Linked DNA regions of Homo sapiens: all the other regions are linked to region 2. The links are chromatin contacts, found by Hi-C or POLR2A ChIA-PET in ENCODE. All regions are on one chromosome and are shown on one strand. The core of a region is the stretch at or near the end of the contact, and the rest is flanking DNA. Distances in the headings are between cores, read along the strand shown. Region 1 overlaps POLQ (DNA polymerase theta). Region 2 holds the start of MYLK-AS1 (MYLK antisense RNA 1). Region 3 holds the start of KLF15 (KLF transcription factor 15). Region 4 holds the start of RABL3 (RAB, member of RAS oncogene family like 3). Region 5 holds the start of ALDH1L1-AS1 (ALDH1L1 antisense RNA 1). Region 6 holds the start of OSBPL11 (oxysterol binding protein like 11). Region 7 holds the start of NDUFB4 (NADH:ubiquinone oxidoreductase subunit B4).

The links. Hi-C counts contacts between places; a loop is a spot of excess contacts on that map. ChIA-PET counts read pairs that join two places held with the same protein, here RNA polymerase II (POLR2A). Pooled maps may share reads with other maps.
Region 1: a loop to region 2 is called in a map of naive thymus-derived CD4-positive, alpha-beta T cell, with 21 times the contacts of the local background. The contact joins the enhancer-like site here to the promoter of MYLK-AS1 in region 2. A Hi-C loop is called at or near these places in 2 of 168 maps with a recorded cell type or tissue (CD4-positive, alpha-beta memory T cell and naive thymus-derived CD4-positive, alpha-beta T cell) and 7 of 50 pooled maps.
Region 3: a loop to region 2 is called in a map of B cell, with 24 times the contacts of the local background. The contact joins the promoter of KLF15 here to the promoter of MYLK-AS1 in region 2. A Hi-C loop is called at or near these places in 1 of 168 maps with a recorded cell type or tissue (B cell) and 5 of 50 pooled maps. POLR2A ChIA-PET finds 5 or more read pairs at or near these places in 1 of 52 experiments (activated CD4-positive, alpha-beta T cell).
Region 4: a loop to region 2 is called in a map of CD8-positive, alpha-beta T cell, with 12 times the contacts of the local background. The contact joins the promoter of RABL3 here to the promoter of MYLK-AS1 in region 2. A Hi-C loop is called at or near these places in 2 of 168 maps with a recorded cell type or tissue (CD8-positive, alpha-beta T cell and naive thymus-derived CD4-positive, alpha-beta T cell) and 10 of 50 pooled maps.
Region 5: a loop to region 2 is called in a map of CD8-positive, alpha-beta T cell, with 27 times the contacts of the local background. The contact joins the promoter of ALDH1L1-AS1 here to the promoter of MYLK-AS1 in region 2. A Hi-C loop is called at or near these places in 6 of 168 maps with a recorded cell type or tissue (B cell, CD4-positive, alpha-beta memory T cell, CD8-positive, alpha-beta T cell and 1 more), 2 of 37 single-sample maps with no recorded cell type and 10 of 50 pooled maps. POLR2A ChIA-PET finds 5 or more read pairs at or near these places in 1 of 52 experiments (OCI-LY7).
Region 6: a loop to region 2 is called in a map of CD8-positive, alpha-beta T cell, with 39 times the contacts of the local background. The contact joins the promoter of OSBPL11 here to the promoter of MYLK-AS1 in region 2. A Hi-C loop is called at or near these places in 5 of 168 maps with a recorded cell type or tissue (CD4-positive, alpha-beta T cell, CD8-positive, alpha-beta T cell, OCI-LY7 and 1 more), 9 of 37 single-sample maps with no recorded cell type and 24 of 50 pooled maps. POLR2A ChIA-PET finds 5 or more read pairs at or near these places in 3 of 52 experiments (CD8-positive, alpha-beta T cell, WTC11 and activated T-cell).
Region 7: a loop to region 2 is called in a map of CD8-positive, alpha-beta T cell, with 35 times the contacts of the local background. The contact joins the promoter of NDUFB4 here to the promoter of MYLK-AS1 in region 2. A Hi-C loop is called at or near these places in 4 of 168 maps with a recorded cell type or tissue (B cell, CD4-positive, alpha-beta T cell, CD8-positive, alpha-beta T cell and 1 more) and 9 of 50 pooled maps.

The regions. Positions count from the first base shown.
Region 1 is chr3:121,430,756-121,433,679 of GRCh38, forward strand. POLQ (DNA polymerase theta) reads right to left here. Exons shown (of 30, transcript NM_199420.4): 29 at 2,163-2,278; 30 at 676-1,662. The coding sequence ends at 1,549. Among named protein-coding and RNA genes, the nearest start is that of POLQ, 110 kb to the right of the region's middle. RefSeq lists an enhancer at 1,504-1,553. Within about 2 kb of position 1,561, at least 3 of the 41 ENCODE cell types and tissues checked have a DNase peak (open chromatin) inside an H3K27ac peak, as active enhancers do.
Region 2 is chr3:123,584,178-123,586,888 of GRCh38, forward strand. MYLK-AS1 (MYLK antisense RNA 1) reads left to right here and starts at 1,336. Exons shown (of 4, transcript NR_121654.1): 1 at 1,336-1,376; 2 at 1,470-1,624. It overlaps HACD2 (3-hydroxyacyl-CoA dehydratase 2), which reads right to left and starts at 876. Exons shown (of 7, transcript NM_198402.5): 1 at 696-876. The coding sequence starts at 850. RefSeq lists silencers at 201-380, 391-1,000 and an enhancer at 1,061-1,360.
Region 3 is chr3:126,355,964-126,358,663 of GRCh38, forward strand. It overlaps KLF15 (KLF transcription factor 15), which reads right to left and starts at 1,445. Exons shown (of 3, transcript NM_014079.4): 1 at 1,274-1,445. RefSeq lists enhancers at 1-746, 747-1,506 and a silencer at 1,405-1,624.
Region 4 is chr3:120,740,893-120,743,876 of GRCh38, forward strand. It overlaps RABL3 (RAB, member of RAS oncogene family like 3), which reads right to left and starts at 1,624. Exons shown (of 8, transcript NM_173825.5): 1 at 1,570-1,624. The coding sequence starts at 1,615. GTF2E1 (general transcription factor IIE subunit 1) reads left to right here and starts at 1,852. Exons shown (of 5, transcript NM_005513.3): 1 at 1,852-1,902. RefSeq lists enhancers at 885-1,523, 1,355-1,644, 1,524-2,162, 1,610-1,904, 1,785-1,904.
Region 5 is chr3:126,082,946-126,085,705 of GRCh38, forward strand. ALDH1L1-AS1 (ALDH1L1 antisense RNA 1) reads left to right here and starts at 1,270. Exons shown (of 8, transcript NR_190231.1): 1 at 1,270-1,507. SLC41A3 (solute carrier family 41 member 3) reads right to left here and starts at 1,179. Exons shown (of 11, transcript NM_017836.4): 1 at 1,148-1,179. RefSeq lists silencers at 827-936, 977-1,526.
Region 6 is chr3:125,594,204-125,596,942 of GRCh38, forward strand. It overlaps OSBPL11 (oxysterol binding protein like 11), which reads right to left and starts at 1,294. Exons shown (of 13, transcript NM_022776.5): 1 at 434-1,294. The coding sequence starts at 597. RefSeq lists an enhancer at 842-901 and a silencer at 1,002-1,411.
Region 7 is chr3:120,595,079-120,597,778 of GRCh38, forward strand. NDUFB4 (NADH:ubiquinone oxidoreductase subunit B4) reads left to right here and starts at 1,258. Exons shown (of 3, transcript NM_004547.6): 1 at 1,258-1,461. The coding sequence starts at 1,282. RefSeq lists an enhancer at 1,329-1,668.

The DNA of each region.
Region 1 (2,924 bases), core at 311-2,810, 2.2 Mb before region 2:
AGTGAAGTTTGAATTTCATGCAGTTACTCACAGTTAATATCCACTGGTAACTGAAATTTGAATTGTGTTGCAGGGGAGACTCATGTTATTAAGTAAACCATAGTAACTGGGATTTGTGCACATCTGAATCATGCAAAATGGGGATGGCCTGTTTCAGGTCCAGCTGACAGGTCAAACAGAATGAGAAAATGCATGTGACTACACATGCTGGGCCATGGCTGCAGAGAATGAGGCAGAAGGGACTTTTGCTTGCCCTCATGTTTGAAGAACACTCACAGGTAAACAGATTGAGCTTTCTCTTGTGCCAGATCTTTCAAGCCTACCAGAATACTGACAGCACTTCAGCTTCTGAGAAACATAGTACAGGTAAATATGGAAAAAGAAATAATGATATTCTTCCCTCTTACTGCTGCCATCTCTGCCTTTCTCACCCTGCCACCCCAAAAAAACTATGTCTAAGTCTCTTATGCATTAATACCCAACTACTGATAATGCATTACATTTTATAAAGCAACTATCTTTTTTCATTATTCTGATTAATAAACATAAAAGAGCTCTTCTGGTAACTGATTAAGAATATAATCAGTGTTTCCTATGAACAAGCTATGGAGTAACTAAATAAGGGACACTCTTAGACCAACTATAATTTTTAACAAAACAATTGTTGATATAAAGTTTCTCATAAATTCATTTTATTTCAACAGCAAAAAGATTAGCTCCATCCCTCTGATTGGGATCACAAAGTACAATCTTTTCAGCATGGGTTTTCTCACCATGCCACAAACAGAAAGAGGCACTAAGGGACTGATAAGGGGGTATTTTCTGTCTCTGGCAGTATTATATTGACCTGCAATAAAAACATCTGATCTTACAGAACAGGATACCTCTTGAAGAGGTATAGTTTATTTTATAATATGTAAGTATTCCAAATACATTCATTGTATGAATTAGGGAAGGAAAAGCAATAAGAAACATTTCATGAATATTCATTCCTACACTCCAACCATACCAAGTCTTACTACTTTATAGAATTCATAATTTATTAGCCAATACTATTTTAAAATACTATTTCCGTACTGTAAAATTGATATTAGAGGAAAAAAAGTCACACACGATGCCTACCACCACCAGGGTGAAACCAAATCTTTATCTGCCTATGGCTGCTGTCTGGGTCGATTGAGGCAGCAGCTTCATTTTCTTCATGGTTTACCCAGACAGATGTGGAACCAAAGTGCTAAGTGCATATTTCAAGCATCTGTTCTGAATATGTTTAAAGCCACAGTAAGTTACAAAAGGCAAATTCATAGATGCTCTTTGAAAGTGAATGTAACTATTATACTTGGTATTCTACTTCCCCCACGCCCCCAGAAGTTTTTGATGCTATAGACACTGATATATAGTTTGAAACTCTCACTATAAAATTACTAGGCTAAGTCTATCAAGACTTGAAAGTTTGTTTTGCTGAGGTAGGTGAAAGGGTAATCTCTGTTCTTTCCAGGTGACTGCATCTGCACAGGCTTCCCTGGGAGGACTTCATCAACAGCACAGTTACACATCAAAGTCCTTTAGCTCTCCCCAGCTGGCGCCTATTTTCACTTTCACTTTCAATTTCACAGACAGTTTTACAGCACTTTCCATTTCATTCTTGACAATCTGAGCTACCTAAGGAAAAAAAAAATGTAGTTAACAAACTGCCCAGTCAAAGAATGTTTCCCAAACCATCCCCTGAGAAAGTTATAAACCAGACTGGAGCTCTTCACCCAATGGTGCTTAAAATGCTAAATCAGAAAAAATAAAAAATAAAATAAATAAATGAATAAATAAAAAGACATCTCATACTCTTCTTCACTGATGAGCAGGAATTTCTGAAAGTTTTTGCTAGAATGCTTGGAGCTTAGAAACCCTAAGGGAAAGACTCCAAATTTTTGTTTAATTCCTCCAAGACAAAAACATCTTGCATTGGCAATTCTTCACTTATTAAGAACTAGTACAAAACGGAACACTCTTAGCTCCTTTTCTACCTGTAAGGACTCAATATTTATACAGCCATCCCAGGGCTAGGGTAGAGTTCCAAAATCCTCATGCACAGGAAACAAAGCTGTCGGCCTGACAATACAGTGTCTTGTCTTCCTATGGAATGGACACAAGCATTGCAAAAATACCTGAACAACATCTTCTTCTGCCACTTCATATAGGAGTTCATCATGGAGTTGAAGGATGAAGAAGCCTCCTCTGATTGGGCAGAACATCCCTTGCAGTTTTCTCTTTCGTGACAATCCTACTTCATGAAAAAGGAGCAAAACTGATCAGCATGTCGCTAAGTCATAGGAGAATGTTTTTAGAGATTCTGAGTAACTCTGAGGAATTTTAATGAGAAGATTAAAACACACAAGAATAAGAACTATCAGGAAAATAACTACTTGCTGGTCGCTACCTACCCTAAGTATCCGGTATAAACTCACAAACTTCCTCCTAGAAAGAAGGAGTCTCCCAAAGAAGTCAGTAAATGGGGTGTGAGGAACTCTGCTCCAAGCTCTAGTCCAACTTATTTCTCATGAATAACTAACATTTTCTCTATCCATGGAGTCCCCCAACCACCATCTGAGTAATAGCACCAGGGAGGTATGGGGCCTGATTCCTGCCCCAGGAAAGCAAACTAATATTGTTAGGCACTGTTTCTTAAGGGGGACACTCCCTCATGTCTTTTTATGGCCAGAAGTGTCATCGTGATAGAACTGGTGCTTCCCCAATTGAACCGTACACACTCCAAACAAGTAATTGTAAAACCTAGGCTCCCAAAGTGGACTTCAGAGAGTACATAAACCCCTTGCAGTTATATGTAAGAGTCTATGTCTGTACGTTTTTCTGTGGAGATAATCCATACCTTCCAGTAGCCATAACTCCAAAATATATACTAGACTTAG
Region 2 (2,711 bases), core at 86-2,585:
GCAGAGCTTGAACTAAAAACCCGCCGGGATAAGGGATGCACTGAAATGAAAGAGACAGAAGATGGGTAAAACCGTTTCGAGGGTCCATTCTCCCCCTTTCCAGTAACTCTGCCTTCTACTCCCCAGTTTCTTCCCCACCCCAACCCATCCTAAAAGTCTAAACTCATCTAAAGCCTAGCTCTGCTCATGTCGCTGGCCAAAAACTTTGAACGCTTTCCCAATACCTTTCAGATTAAAGCGCAGCCCAGATTTTGAAAACAGCCGCCCAAATGAATGGTCACTCTGCAGCCACAGCTCCTCCACTCCCCATGCTGGCGCCGTTCAACATCCGAATCTGGCCGCCCAGGACGGGCTCCGCGCCGCAGGTAGTCCGGCCGCTGCCCCCGGCCCCGCACCTGTGGCCAGCCCCACCTTTCCTCCCGCGGCCCTCGCGAGCCAGCGCCCGGCAGCCGTCCCCGCGCCCCAGTGCCTGGGAACTTGGCTCGACCCCCAGCGCAGGAGGGAGCTCGCGGGCAGCCACCGGGGCCGATTCAGCGCTCGGCCGCCCTCAGCGCCCAGGTACCGGGTCCCGGGCACCCCCCGCCGGGAATGCACTGCCTGCGGCGGGCCGCGCCGATCCTATCCGCCCCGCCGCTGGCCGCAGGGCTCCCTCCCCGGCCGCGCTGGCTCCCCGCCTCCCCGAGCCCCAGCCTCACCCGGCTGTCATCACCACATTGTAGATGACCAGGTACGCCGTGGCCAGGGGCCCCGGGCCCTTCTTCTTCCGCGTGCCGCTGGCGTCCCCGGCCCCGGCCCTGCCACCGCCGCCCCCATTCCCCTTCGCTGCTGCAGTCGCCGCCACTGCCGCCATGTCAAGTGCCCGAAGCCCGCTCTCCTAGCGCGAGCGGCTCGGGCCGGACTACGCGAGGAGAGGGGGCGGAGGAAGGGACGAGGGGCAGGCGGGGCCAGGGCCGCGGGGCGGAGCCGGGACAGGGTCCACGGCAGCCGCCATCTTGGCTGAGGGCAAAGACGCTCCTGGCGCTCCCGTCTTTCGGCTTGCCTCAGTTGCCACTGCCATCTTGGATCAGGGTAATTCCCGCCTCTTGGGCGCTCCCGGTTACAACCTCGGCGCCATCTTGGATTAGTTCAATGTAGCCACCCTCTCCAGGCCCGCTGCTTCTGCCAGCTGGATGTTGCGTCGTCCCTCGCTATTCGCCCTCCTATAATCACTGCTTCCATGTTGAATCAAAACAATTATGCTTTCGTTCTCCCTTCTTCAATTGCCCTATCTTCACACCTGAACACTATTGCTCCGGTATCCTGCCATTTTGGATCAGGGCGGTTGACGGTGGATTCACTTCCCATCAGCCCTTGAGGCTGCAGGGACCAGCCCTTTGGTAGGTGCGCTTTGCTTCCTAACCCGTTGCCGGGTTGGAGATTCCACCTCCGAAGTTTTCTTTCTGACTTTTGATTTTACATTCCTAGTACAGTGGAGAAGCCCAGGCGGCCTAGAATCCAGTGTCGTCCGTGAGTGCTTGGCTGGTGTTCAAGTGCATCTTCCAGCCTGAGACCGCGTGGACTCGCTCATCGTGAGGGCGAGAGGAGGATAAGCCCATTGGGCTGTCGGCTGAGAGTGAGGTGCGGGGTAAGGGAGTAGATTTATAGCTATAGTGACTAAAAATAAAAGGATGTTGGCTTAGGTGGAAAACCTCTCTGCTTTGGGAAGCTGGAGCAGCTTGTGGGCATTGCTTCAACCAGCTGATCCCACTTTCCATTCATTGCTTTGTTTCAGGAGGTTCTTTATTTGTAAACGTCCCCTGCAATTTTTTACACACCCAAGCAGCTCCTTAAATGTATTACTGTATATGTGGTAGTATAAAATATTTATGGGTTCATTCCAGCAAGTGTTTATGGAGCGTCCACAAAGTTGCCCTGGAGTTCATGGCACTAAGTGAAAGAGACAAAGTCGTCAGTCTCCCAGGGATTATATAGAGCAGCGGCCCCCAACCTTTTGGTCAACAGGGACCGGTTTCGTGGTGGGGGGGTGGATGATGGTTTCAGGATGATTCAAAGGCATTACATTTATCATTAGATTCTCATAAGGAGCACACAACTTAGATCCCTCCAATGCGCAGTTCACAATAGGTTCCCCGCTCCTATGAGAATCTGATGCCACCGCTGATCTGAGGGAGGCGGAGCTCAGGAGGTAATGCTCCCTTGCTTGCTGCTCACCTCCTGCTGTGCCTCCTGGTTCCTAACAGGCCAGGGATTGGTTCTATCCGCAGCCTGGGGCTTAAGGACCCCTGAGGGAACCAGACGAAAATGCTCGTATTAGTTGGTGAAAAGTGGTATCAGGAAGTTATTACAATAATCCAGCCATGGTGATAGTGGTGTGGGCCAGAGTGGTGGAAATCGAGGTGATGAAAACAACAATGAATTCTGTGCGTATTTTAGAAGTAGAATTATAAGATTTGTGGATATGTTAGTTTTGGAGTGTGAGGTCAAAGGCGTTTTGAGCAACTTGTAAGAAACCATTTTTAAGGCGGAAGTCGGGAATTTTGTTTTTTATATGTTGAATTTGAAATCCTTATTAAACATCCAAGTGGAGAGGCTGGATAGACAATTAAATTTAGACCCTGAGGTTCGGGAAGGAAGTCCAATGGGCTAGAGATATAAATTTGAGAGTTGTCAACCTAAAATAATAAAAAAGGTAAGAATCTAGTTTAAAGGAA
Region 3 (2,700 bases), core at 195-2,694, 2.8 Mb after region 2:
CTGCGTGCAGGGGGAGGGGACACGCTGTTCCGGGCACAGTCCCCGGCTGGCCGCCGGACTCCGCCCCCTCCCCTGGCCCGGCCAGGCCTGCTGTTTATCCTCCCGGGGACACAGCGGCTGCAGGAACAACATGTAATTGATAACAAGCCCAGCGCCGGCCAAGGGCTTGCCATTGGGTCAGCGTGCAAATCACGGGGGTGGCGGCGGGGGCTGTCCTTCAAAATAAGAGTCTCCGGTCCCTGAGCCGCCCGCAGGCCCCAAAGTCGCAGAGTCCGGGCGTCCTCACACCTGTAGGGCGGCAGGGTCTCCCCAGGGGCCACCTGGTCCGGGGGGACAGGGGGAAGGAGATTTGAGGCTCTCAAACAATTGTTGATTTTGTCACCTCCGAGGGCCGTGGGAGAAAACAGCCCCTCTGTGCCCTCCGTGAGAGGGGGGTTCCATGAGTAACACCAAGGCGGGGAGGGAAGAGTGAACCGGACCACCATATGGGATGGGGACGGCCTCTCTGCCCCGCCGCCGCCATCCCTCGGTCAGGCCATGGCTTTGGTAATGTTCGGTCTGAGCGGACGGGGACTCAGCGTGGAGTGAGACGCGTGAACGGTGCGGGTGTGCGTGAAGGGGTGTGAGTTCCTGTCGTGTGACTGCGTGTGCGGGGCGTGGTGCGCGGCAGCCGCTGTGGCTGTGCGGGAGGCTGTCCGCGAAGGACTCGCGCGTGGAGCCGCCGTGGGTGCCGGCGGGTGAGGGGAAACGTGCGTGGGAAATGAAGAGAGCCGGCTCAGACCCCTTCTAGAGTCCTGGACCGCTGCCCGCTGGGCACCATGCCCTCGTCCCACGCCCCCCCCTTGCCCCCGACACTGCTGCGGTGACCGACAGTAACCCCTCCGTCTCCAGCCCCTCCGCCCCCCAACCCCGGGCTGGCCAGCGCGTCCGCTCTCCCCCTCCTCTCACCAGGCCGCGCCGGTGCCCACCATATGGGAGGGCCGGCCCGCAAGGCGCGCCACGGAATCGCCCGGCCAGGCACCGAGGCGGCGGCGCGGGCCTCAGCAAAGTGCTGGTGGGCGACCGGGGCGGGGGGGGTCACCTCCCCCGGGCCAGTCCGACCCCTGCCCACCTCCGCGGGGGCCCATCCCGCTCCTCCGACATTCCTCCAGCACTCGCGCGGTGCCTCCGAGAGCTGCGCGGGAGCACGGCCACGCGCCCCGAGGCCGGCCAGCCCTCTGATCACCCGGGGCCGCGTCCACGCGGCCGGCCGGCCCCGCCGCGCCTCTCCCACCTGAACTTGGCGCACGCCGGACCGGCGGCCAGGCCCCGGCGGTCCTGCGGCCGGGCGGGCTGGGCTGGGGGCGGCGGCTAGACTCTCGGTCCGGCGGCGGCCGGGGGCCGAGCCGCGGGTCCTGCGCTGGCTCGATCGCCCGCCGGCCCGCGGGTCGCTGCGGCGGAGCACTAGCCCGCCCGCAGCTCGCTGGGCACTCACTCCCCGCCGCTCACGTGACGCAGCGGGCGCCGCGAAGGCTCGCAGGAGGCTCGGCCCCGGGCGCGCGCCCCATTGGCCCGCGCTGCGCGTCACACGTCCCGCCCCGCCCTGGCCCCGCCCTGGCCCCGCCCCGGCCCGCCCGCGCGGCTCCCGGACTTGAGCGGCGGATGCTCGGGGATCCCGGAGCTGCCAGACGCGCACGCCCCCCAACACGCTGCCTGGTCCCTGGCCCGCAGCCACCTCCTTGCTTCCCACCTCTCGCCGCTGTCTCGCGGCGTCCACGAGGGCCGGCTTCTAAAGCTCGGTTCCCAAGGTGAGAACGTGAGACTGGCCTGAAGACTTAAGAAAAGCTCTGAGATCGCCCCAAAGTGCAGTCTGCGTGATTGAGCGGGAAGCGCTGGGGAGCCTGTCTGGCCCGGTCTGGCCCACGTCCCCACCTTCATCCCCAGCGCGGTACAAGCAGCTCTGTCCCCCGCTGAGTGTCAGATAAATCACTTGCCTAGAAGGACGTATTTTTGGATAAATACGGTATTGGGCTTTCAGCAGGACAATCAGTTACCCTCCGGAAATTGCGCGCGCTCTGCGCTGCCACCCTGCCCTCCAGGACTAAGGAGGTTTGCTGACCGGCCCCCCCCCCCCCCACCTGAAACCAATGACACCTTGTCTCTGGGGCACCTTTCTGAAGACCAAACAATGCTTCGCAGTCTACAAAAGCGTTCGTAGACTGCTTTAGTCCGCAGCAATCCTGGCTCGCATTTGGGTTCCCGCTTAGAGACAGGAAGAGTAAGGCTCAGAGTGGCTTGCCCAAGAAAAACACGTGGGCTGACGGTGCTAGGCACCCTGCTGTGCCCTTTAATCCACACTCCAGCTGGATCCTCAGCCAAGCACTTTACAGATGAAGAAACCGACTCAGAGAGGGCACCAGCCCTCCCCAGCCCCACAGCTGGGAAGGAGCAGGTAGAGAGGTAGAGCCAGGTCATCTTGCAGACACCCCCAGGCCACCTGTGCAGAGCTGTCCTACTGAGCTTCCTTCCTCTCCCCTCCTGGCACTGGGAGGTGGGGAGCATTTTCTCCTGCTTCTTCTTGAAGACATTGCTAGAACAGGAATTTTTAACCATACCCTTTCCAGGCTCTCTGGAATGCTATAGGTCTAGGCTTGCTTGACCAGGGATCTGGGGACACTGTGCACCAGGTCAGTGCCAGGGATTCAGCTGCTGCTGCCACTA
Region 4 (2,984 bases), core at 374-2,873, 2.8 Mb before region 2:
AATTGCCTGATTACTTTTCCACATTTAATGTAGCTGCTAATTCTATCCCTGTTATATGACGCATTAATTCCACAGTTATAACCCCAGAACCTAATACAGTGCCTGTTGGAAAGAAAATAAATTGACTAGTTGCAACAGTTTGTAATATGAAGGGATTGTTAGATACAATAGAAAATGGAATTATAAAGGACACAAAACACCCACTTAACGTATCATGAAGAAGTCTGTTAGTTCTGGATTGTAAATTCTACTCAGTGATACTCTTGCCAAGTCCCTTTAGGCCACAATTACTTTATCTGTAAAACTGAGTGATTTTATTAAATTAACTTCGGCACCACTTCAAGCTACCTGATAGAAATGAAGTCGACATAAATTGTGATTATGTTCATTAAGTTTCAAAAGGCAACTTTCTTAGGGGAATATTAAATAATGCTCTCTGTAAAATATTTCATAATGCAAATAATCCTCAGGGCAATGTGAAAACATTCTTAACCTATATTTGCTGCCCACAATTTTATTTAGTTTCTATTAAGTTTTCAAGCCTCTCCACCTCCAAGCATCTAGCACAACGTCTTTGCTCACAACACATGCTCTTAGGCCAACTCCAGAGGAGCGCTTCTATAAAATGCAAGGTCAGCATTTATTGAAGTTACTAAGGAGAGCTGAATTGGGGATTATGGAAGAAAAGATAAGGGCAGTGAGGTGGGAGCTGGAAATCCAGACGCCAGCTGTAGTTCTCAAATGTCCCAGGTGTCAAAAGAATTCTTTTTGCATCCACTGAGATTAAAAAAATATATATATATTTAACACTAGGATTAAATTGGGCTCAGCGTTAAATCCTAGCTGCTTCAGAATAAAACTCTTACTTTAATTTCTCTATTGTACAGTCTAGGACATAATAGGTTTTCAATGAAGATCAAACGAGAACCAGGAAATTAAGCTCAGTTAAGAATAAAACAGGACCACTACCCAATATGTCACTGCATAATTATAACTTAGCGTTTAAGTTCGTGGACTCCGCGTTCAAAAGGATTCTGTCATTTACATCTCTCTGCCTCACTACTCTCATCTGTAAAATGGGATAACAGGACTGTCTCAGAATTAAATGAGTTAATACATGCGAAGCGCTTGCCAGTGCACGTTTCTCAGTGCACGTTTCTCAGTGCACGTTTGACTTCCTTAATGAACAAAATCTCTTGAAGGCACGGTCCTACTAACTTCTGTACCCTTAACATAGAACCCCATACAATACTCAATGCCTGCTTTTTTTTTTTTTTTTTTTAATAAAAGAATTGACAATACACTCTAGGCTGGGGTCGCCTGGGAGACCGATGCGGAAAGCCGCGAAGGCAAAAGACCCGGGCTCCGCGACCCCCACCCGCGCGACGACGCCGCCGCCACCGCGTCGTCACACGGAGCAAAGTCCCCTGGGAAGTGTAGTCTTCAGGCCCTGGGAGGGACTTCAGCCACGGGCCGAGGAGCCAGGAAGTTGAGGGAAGGAAGCTAAGGGGAGGGTTACTGGGTAACTCAAAAGTGTCTGGAGCCCCAGAGGTAGGGTAAGCCGCTCACCTGAGTCTCCCAACACCAGTACCTTCACCCGATCCAGGGACGCCATCTTGCCACTGCCTTCCCTGGGTTAACGCCTGTTCCTGGATTGTAAGCCAATCAGAGTTGGGCATGGAGGGCAGAGCCTTCAATTTCATTGGCCACTCGGAGCGTGACTGTCTTGATCGAAGGTTTCACTGAACTCATTGGCTGGTCTGGTAAAAGGTAGCGGGGTGCTTCCCCAGCTGGTCGCAGGAATAGTGCGTTTTCTTTGTCGCGCAAGGGGCGTGGTTCATTTAAGCCGGTAGTTGAAGCGCTGGGGGCAGCTGTAGTGGGAGTGTTCCAGGATTCGCCTTGGTAAACCTTGTTCCCTGTTCCTTGTTCGGAGTTCCCTGGCCGGGCATTGCATTTCATGATTTCTTCTTCCTTTCGCTCCCTCTTAACTATCCTCCCCTAATGAATTACCCTGTTGCCTTGGTCCTCTTGGTCCTCCAAAGAACCATTGACCCCGGAGCGGCCCGTGTGCGACCTCGGGTAGGGCGGGCTTGGCTGCGCCGAGTGTGGCCCTGGACCCAACTGGGAGAGTCCGAGGGAGTTTGGGGTCTCGGAGTCTCGCATTGGGGAGGAGTGCATATCACCGAACGCGTCTCGTGGAGGGCAGCTGGGTCCGGAGGTTTCGCGGTAGTTTGCCGCTGTGTGTGTGAAGGCGTGGAAAGTGCCATGAAATGTGGTAACACAACACCGCAGTTAGATGTGTAGAATCCCAAGTTGTTCTAGAACTGGAGTGGCGATTTACTGAAGTAATCTAACTGGTCTCTTCGCATCCACTTTTCTTGTTTTTTTCTCCACTCTGCAGTCAGTACAATCTTTTAACATCCTGAATTTGATCCACGCACCTCCCGCTTAAAACTGTTTTAAATTTAAGAAGAGAGTGCCCAGTAGCCTGTCCGATTCTACCTTGGAAACAAGAGTGGAGGAAGTGAAGCAGGGGGAAGCTGGCAAGATGAGCCATGTTGGAACAAAACGTGCCTAGGAGACATATGGAAAGTTTTATGGAAGTACTTGTCTGGCTATGCTAGATGCTGGAAATTAATTGGTGAACAAGATGAAGTCTGGTCTTAGAGATAGACATGGAGAAAGTACAAGAAGGGGGAAAGAGCCATGGAACACGTGAAAGGGGATGATTGTATGCTACTTAATGGGGAGTCTGGGAAGGCCTCCATGAGGAAATATCATTTGAGACTTGAAGGATGATTAGGAGAAGGGGGTTTGGGCTTAGCTGTAGGGGCAGAAGGAACAGCATGTGCAAAGCCTTGGGATGCAGGGAAAGCACATGTGGCTCATGGAATTGAGAATATGCTGGTGTGGCTGGTTATGAGGCTGACAGGGTAGACAGAGGGCAGAGGGTGCCTTCTTTTCAACTTTGTTTCTCTGGCTCC
Region 5 (2,760 bases), core at 20-2,519, 2.5 Mb after region 2:
CCGGAACCCAAGGTTGGAATCCCAGCTCCTCCCCTTTCTAGGTCTGTGACCTTGGAAAAATTAAACTTTCTGTACCTCTGTTGCCTAATCTGTGAAATGGGGTAATACTACCTACTGTGTAGGGCTGTGAAGATTAAATGGAGTCATGCATTATCATCACAGGGCACCTGGCCCATCCTCAACCCCAGTTCAGACTCCTCAAAGCCCTAAGGTTTCAGATCAATGGTCAGAACCACGAGGAGGACCTGCTAAAGACAAGTATGGGGACCCACCCCCAAGGTTTAGGATTTAGAAGGTCAGGGTGGGGCTGGGGAACCCGCATTTCTAGCAGATCTCAGGAAAGGCAGTGCTGCTGGTCCTGGGACCACAGTTTGAAAACCACTGGTGTAAAAAAAGCCTTCTAAAAAAAAGTGGGATTTGATCACTAAAGTCATATGGAAAAAACTGGAAGAAAGAGGAAAAAATAAACAAATAAATAACGGGATTTTAAAGAGACCTATCCCACCGGCTCTCCTGGATGGAGAGAGTGTGGGACTCTGAGACAGACTCCCGGCTGGGCACCCCCAGGAGGTTTTCTTCACCAGAGGTTTGCACCGAGCCCACCCAGGACAGTGGGCTGAGCCTGTGGTAGAGGCTGGCGGGAGGTCTGGCTGAGGCAGCGAGGGGTCCCTGCGCGCGGGCGCTGCAGGAGTCACGCGTGTGACATCCAACCAGGAGCCGTGCCCTGAGCAGGCCAGGAAGGAGGAGACAGGGCCGCTGAATGCACACCGCAGCGGTGTGGGGAGCGGCCTCAGACACCTAAGGGTAGGACCGGCCGGCTCCCCCGCGACCCCCAGCGCCTGGGTTCTCTCCCGGCCTCCCCGAGGCGTGGCCTACCCCAGGCATGGCCCCACCCCGCCCCAGGCCGCCCCTCCGACCCCTCGTGTTTACCTCATCTCCCGCGCGCCTTTCCCCCACCGAGTCCCCCAAATCCCGGTCCCCACCTGACTCCCCCTCCCGCCGAGCCCCCAGGGCCCGGCGCCCGGCTCACTCGCCTCCCGCGCACCCACTCCCGGGCGCCCTCTCCCGCGCGCCTCCCCGACCCCCCTTGGGCCCCAGCTGACCCCACCTTCCGCCCCAACCCCGCCCGGAACAGGGCCGCGCTTACCGGGTCCCCTCCCAGGCGGCGGCGGGAAAGAGGCGGGCGGAGGACGCAGGGGCGGGCCTGCGGCTCAGGCAGGAAGCGGGAAGGCCGGGCCTCCCTGGCCCCGCCCCGGCCGGGCGGCCGGACCTCGGACGACTTGGCGCTCCGGGACAGCAGCAGACGCCCAAGCTCCGGCAGCGCAGAGCCCCGCCGGGGGCCCGGGGGGCTGGGAGCCGGGGATCGCGGGGACGGAAGTGGGGGACCGAGTCTCGCGAGCCCGGGCCCTCCTCGCAGCTGGGGCCCCACTGGCGCCCCCGCGGGAGCGCTACGGGAGAGGCGCCTATGCGGCTGCAGGTTTTATTATGGAGCTGTCAAGGTAGAAAGGTACGGAGAACGGGAACCCACCGACAGCCAACTTCCCTTGGGACCCGCCTTTTGCTTTAAAAACAACAACGACAAGTCTGTGCTTCACCCCACACATGCCTTTCGTTTTCCCTTTTTTCCCAGAGTAATTTTAAAGCATCCCAGTGGATAAATTCTCCTTTAAATACTCGAGTATGTTTAATCAGTAAGGCCTATTTTTTTAAACATTCTCATAGTATTACGGTCACACCTAACGAAATTGGCAATTCCCAGTCCGGGCCTGAGGGAGGCCTGATGGTTCACAAGACTTGGTAAAATATATCATTATATTTTAAACCAAAAAATAAATGATAAGGCACCTCCCCGTTCCCAACCACCAAATCATCCGAATGGACTTCTTCCTCAGCCAGGACTTTTAGAATTTAACCTGAAAAACTGGTTCAGGCCATAAGGGGAAGTGGAGGCCGAACATGCCTCATTATCCCTCTCCTGCATTAACATCAACACAGACTTTAAGTCTGATAAGAAACATTTTACAGCCTCTTCTCTCTGAAGCCTGCTACCCTATCCGAATACTTCATCTGCGTGATAAAACACATTGGTCTCCACAACCTCTTAACCCAGACATTCCTTTCTTTAATCCCAGGTCTTTGGACAAACTCAACCAATTGTCAACCAGAAAATGTTTAAGTTGACCTATACCCTAGAACCACCCTCCCCCTCTTTGAGTTTTCCTGCCTTTCTGGATCAAACAAATTTATTTCTTAAATGAACTTAACTTGAAGTCTCATGCCTCCTCAGAATGTATTAAACCAAGCTGCACCCCGACCTCCTTGGGCACATGTTCTCAAGACCTCCTGAAGGCTGTGTCACTGGCTGTGGTCACTCATATTTGGCTCACAATAAATCTCTTCAAATATTTTACAGAGTTTGACTCTTCCACAATAATTTGGCACCCAGCGTGGGGCCTCAGAGAAGACTCAGGACCCCAAAGGAGTTGCCTGAACTCGGAGCGAAGATACCAGTGGGGCCCATTGAAGCCTCCCAGACTTCTAGCTTCTCCCCCGATGGAACTGGTTAAGTTCTCCTGAGCCCCAGATCGCCCTTTGGTTGACAGTCCTTCGTTTAGTGTGAGCTGGTTTTTCTCCTAGGAAGTTGTTGTTTAAGGATTCTAATTCTAGTTCAGAGACACATTCTAAAGGGTTTTCTTTATTGCTTTTTCTCCCAAAATTAATCTTGATTCGGCTTGTCTGCGCATTTGTGTGAGGAATTGA
Region 6 (2,739 bases), core at 44-2,543, 2.0 Mb after region 2:
TCTGATTCTGGAGAAGCTCTGGACAAGTAAGTTTTGAGCACCAGTATTTGCTACCCTCTCGAGAAAGCTGAGTTAAACAGTTCCTGCCCTCGCAGTCTATCAGAGAAAGCTGGCTTGTAAATAAATTGCAACATAGGCAAAAGCAGAAGTGAGTACAGAATTAAATCTGAGGAAGCATTAACTCTCTGACTGTAGAGGAAGTTCAGGGATACATTTCTGTGTTCCTCAAAAGGCCTTCCATAAATACCTGTTGAATGAACAAATGAATGGATTAAATCTTTTAGGCGAGGTCCCAGATCCAAACGAGATGTATCAGTAGCTTCTGGAAGCCAGTGAAAAAACTTTTATCTTTCAACAATTGCGGGATGCAGCCTCCAGGGCATATTCACCCCTACCTCCACCTCGGGAAATAATTTTGGAGAAAGGAGCATACCTGTACTGCCAGCCTTTTGCACTGCCACCGCGGCTGCTGCTGCTGCTACTGATTCCACCTCCACAGCTGCTGTTCTTGTTCGGGGTCACCGCTGTGGCCTGGCCCTCCAGCTTTCCTTCGCTCTCCGAGACTTTCATTGTGGACACTGGTTCACCCCCCTGCATCTTAACGCCAAAGTCCACTTGCCCTTCTTGAGCGGGAGAGAACAATTCTGTAGTTCTGTAGGTGACTTTTTTTTTTTAAGATTTGATCTGAATATGATACCGGTTGCTAAATCACACGGCGGCTGGGGCGGGACTGTCAAATGGTCCAGAAAAGGAAGATACACATTCCCACAGAAGTTAAACTTTTGAGAGGGCAGGGGAAGCAACGAGGACAGATATCCTTCACATGTATCTCTCTCCTTTCCGGCAAAAGCAAGGAGGAAAAAGCATCCGGCGAGAAGACTTAAGTGACATACTCAAAAGAGAAGGAGTGTGGGGAGGTCGCAGATTCTGTAGCCAAGACGGCTGGGAAAAGGACGGAGCGCCACGGACAGGGGACCCGCGGCCTAACCTCGGGGCTGACCCGCCGCGCTCCCTCGTCTCCTCCGCAGGTCCTCAGGCAGTGCGTCCAGTCAAGCCCGCTCGGCAGTTCCCGCCGCAGCCCCCGAGATACAGCCAGGGCCGGCGCGCGCAGCCGGGGAGGAGGGTCGGGGAATGAGGCCGCCGGGGGCGGGACGCCGGCTCCCGGGGCCGCCTCTCCCAGGGCCAGAGGCGAGCCACTCGGGACAACTTCCTCTTATGCCCCTGGCCCGGGCCCTCGACTGGGTTCCCAGGAGCCGGTGAGTCTCTCGCGCTATCTCCAGACCCAAGCGCGAATGCCAGGGCCGCGGCCGCCGCCCCACCCACAGCCCCACAGCCCCACAGCCCCACAGCGGGTCAGCCACCCCCCGCCCCCTGCTCCCTTCCCGCCTTCCCTTCCGGAGTAGCGTGAGCTCACTTCCCTCACAGCCGAAGCGTCTGGCGCCATCTTGGGTCAGGGCGGCGGGTCCCTGAAGGAGGCGGAGGCTCTGGGAGCTGGTAGCTGGGCGACTGGCTGATGGGCGAGGGAGGGCGAGGGAGGGCGCCGCAACGGAACGAGGAACCCGGACAGTGAAGGAGGAAGAAACAAAGGAGCCAGCAGCACTAGAGAGTTCCCTTCTGGTGTGTGAGTGCCCGCCTTCCTTTTTTTTTTTTTTTTTTTTGAGACGGAGTCTCGCTCTGTCGCCCAGGCTGGAGTGCAGTGGCGCGATCTCGGCTCACTGCAAGCTCCGCCTCCCGGATTCACGCCATTCTCCTGCCTCAGCCTCCCAAGTAGCTGGGACTACAGGCACCCGCCACTACGCCCGGCTAGTTTTTTGTATTTTTAGTAGAGACGGGGTTTCACCGTTTTAGCCGGGATGGTCTCGATCTCCTGACCTCGTGATCCGCCCGCCTCGGCCTCCCAAAGTGCTGGGATTACAGGCGTGAGCCACCGCGCCCGGCCGAGTGCCCGCCTTCCTAACCACGTCCTAGCCTTCCATTTGAGGGGCCGTTCCAGGCATTTTAGGAAGAAAGCTTACAAAAATAAGAAAGTACAAGAACGAAGCAAACATCTGTACGTTTTAGTTACTTGGGGTGGGGGGGGGGCAAGCATGACATTGGAGTAAAGCCAATCATTATTATAAATTAAAAAGAAGCTGTCATGGAAATTAGAGATCTCAGAACAGAGCTAGGTACTCTTCCAGACCCCAGACAAATCTTTCACCTTGTTTAGGCCTTGGTTTTGGATTTGTAAAACAAGAGTGCATGGGTAGATTTCTAAAGTCTCTCCTAATTGCTAATTTTAGTTTATAATAACATGACTTGAGGCTGGGCACAGTGGCTCACGCCTGTAATCCCAGCACTTTGGGAGGCCGAGGTGGGCGGATCACTTGAGGTCAGGAGTTCGAGACCAGCCTGGCCAACATGGTGAAACCCATTCTCAACTAAAAATACAAAAATTAACCGGGCATGGTGGTGCGTGCCCGTAATCCCAGCTACTTAAGAGGCTGAGACAGAAGAATCACTTGAGCCTGGGAGGCGGACGTTGCAGTGAGCCTGAGGAAGGAGAGAGACCCTCTCATATTGTTTTATACTCAGTACCTGTTTTAAGAAAAAAAGAAACAGCAAGGAAGTAAAACCAAAGACAGGCAGCCCAGCGCCAGGCCGGAAACCAGGCCTGGGCCTGCCTGGCCTAAACTCAGTAGTTAAAAATCAACTCATAACTTAGAAACCGATGTTATTCATGGATTCCAGACATTGTGC
Region 7 (2,700 bases), core at 8-2,507, 3.0 Mb before region 2:
CAAACACCCCATCTTCCATTTTGTCTGGATTTCCCCCACTGAGCCTAGAAGATTGACTTAACACTGACTAGTGTGCTGTGTGCTTCACGCGGTGGGTGCTTAATAAATATTTTAAAACAGTATTAAAATGTTGAATAAATTTGACAGCAGTGCTGCTTCTCATCATTTCAAATGCCAACACTTTCTAGGTCCCTTTTCTAGCAACCATTTCCCAACATACCTACGCGCCCCCAGACGTTTCAGCCAAGCTGGGGCTCTCTTTTGATCCATCCTTCTTTGCCCGAGTTATGGAAATATTGTTTACATTTTTTCCCCTGAGGAGAAGGGGAACCCAAAGACCCTGCTGTGAAACTTGAAGTTGTTTTTCTCCTTGGTAACTGGGGAGAAGGAAGGACAGTAGGGACAGAGAAGGTTTTGTTTCTGATTACTTCAGTTTTCGCCCCAGATCGTCTTTTACAATAAGATACATGCCCCTATGAGTATTTTCATACCTGTAAGGATGTTTTTAATTCTTTGCATCTGAAGAGTGCTAAGGATTTTAGGCAAGAGGTTTTAGTATTTTAACTAAGATGTTTTCTCATGAGCTTTATTCAGTATCTCATTTTCTTCCTGACCTTCTATAGTCAGTCAGGCAACATTTCTCTTATAACATCATTTTTCCTATTAATCATTATTTCGTACCTGTGAAAAATAAGCTTACACTTAATGTTGTATGAATCTAGCATGGTAAAGTACAGAAAAGCTTATTCTCTTCTTCTTGGGTAGGGAATTCTGTTTTGCAAAGCACTTTGTGATCTATTTGTTAGCTTATTTAATCCTCACAACAACTTTGCTAGGTGGACAGGAGTCATTATCTCCAGGATAAGGAAAAGGAAACTCAGAGACTTTAAGTGACTTATCCAAGGTGACACAGCACGGTTAGACCCACAATGAAAACCCGGACTTCTGACTCCACAGCCAGTCCCACACAGCTCAACTTTACATAATAAGCCCTGGTTATGTCAGTAGAGACAAGGCTGCTAGGAAGAAGCAGCGCGGTGACAGATGAGTAGGTGGGGAGCGGCGGTGGGGCAGGGCGCACTGCGAGAAGAGCACTTCGCGCATGCGCATATCACCGAGCGAACGCGCCGTGTTCGGGAAGGTAGGAGAAAGAGGCGGAGCTCCTTGTTAACGACATCCCCAACCTCTGCTAACGCGCAGGCGCACTTCCTGAAGCTGAAGGTCAGCATAGACAAAGGGCCTCAGAATCGCGCAGGCGCAATTGTGCCCTGGTTCGCCAAGATGTCGTTCCCAAAGTATAAGCCGTCGAGCCTGCGCACTCTGCCTGAGACCCTCGACCCAGCCGAATACAACATATCTCCGGAAACCCGGCGGGCGCAAGCCGAGCGGTTGGCCATAAGAGCCCAGCTGAAACGAGAGTACCTGCTTCAGTACAACGATCCCAACCGCCGAGGGCTCATCGTGAGTGTGGGGCCTCCCAGGCGGGAATAGGGCCCGAGTCCTGGGAGAGACCGAGAGAGACCACGCAAAGGGTCGGCCACCGCTCCCGATCAGTATCTCAGACGCAGGTCCTCTTCCAGGCCTAGCCAACTCACTACCCTTTTACCTTTGCCAGAGCTTGGCCCTCGAGAGGACCGGCTCTGGACTCAGACCTGGCTGGGTTTGAATCCTGGCTTGATCACTTCCTGCCTGCGTGACCTTAAGAACGTTATTCACTCTGCTTATCCTCGATTTTCTGTCTGCAAAATGGGCGTAATATAGTGCTTACTCTTTTATCAGGCTGTTAGGATTAAATGAGATAGAGTATGTGACTGTCCTAGCACAGTGCCTCGTTCGTAAGGCGTGTTCAGAAAATGTTTCTATATATATGCATATATATATTATATTATATATATATTCTATATATATGCATATATATTATATTCTATATATATGCATATATATTTTATATATATGCATATATATTATATTCTATATATATGCATATATATTTTATATATATATATAATTTTAAAGAGCTGGTGTTTACCTTTCAGTTCACAGCTCATAGGGATACTGCTCTCTCCTGATGGGAATACAGTGATTCCTTCAACCTGCATCTTTTAAAGACCCTGAAGCTTGCTGAAGTTCTAGGCTTTGGAGTCAGAACCCAAAGCACTACTCATTGGCTAACTCTGTTACCTTGGGCAACTTCAACTCCTCTGAATTATAGTTTCCTGGTTTCGTATATAAATGATGTGCATTATGAGGTTAAATAAGACAGTCTGTGTAACATTCGCAGCACATAATATATGCCCAGTAAACTGGTAATTAACAGGTGTGCTTTCATTAGGTAGTTTTCTATACAGGAACTAAGTAGGTTAAATATGATGTTAACAGAACAGGACTGGACTTTTCCCACACGTTGCATTGGTGTTTTGGAATTTTTGGAAGTTATGAGGATTGAATGAAAGTTACAATGTGCCAGGCACTGTGCTAAAACTCTTTTTGAGTACTATTTACATATCACAACTATTTGGATGATTAAGCTCTACTACTGTCCCCATTTTACAGATGAGAAGACAACATGGGAAGGACAAGTAGGTCATACAGAGATACCTCTTTAGTAGGTGATAGAGCAAAATTCTAACCCTGGTTTGTGTAACCCACAGCATCTGCTTTTAACTAGTTGGTTATACTGTCTCCAGCCAGAACCTTGTT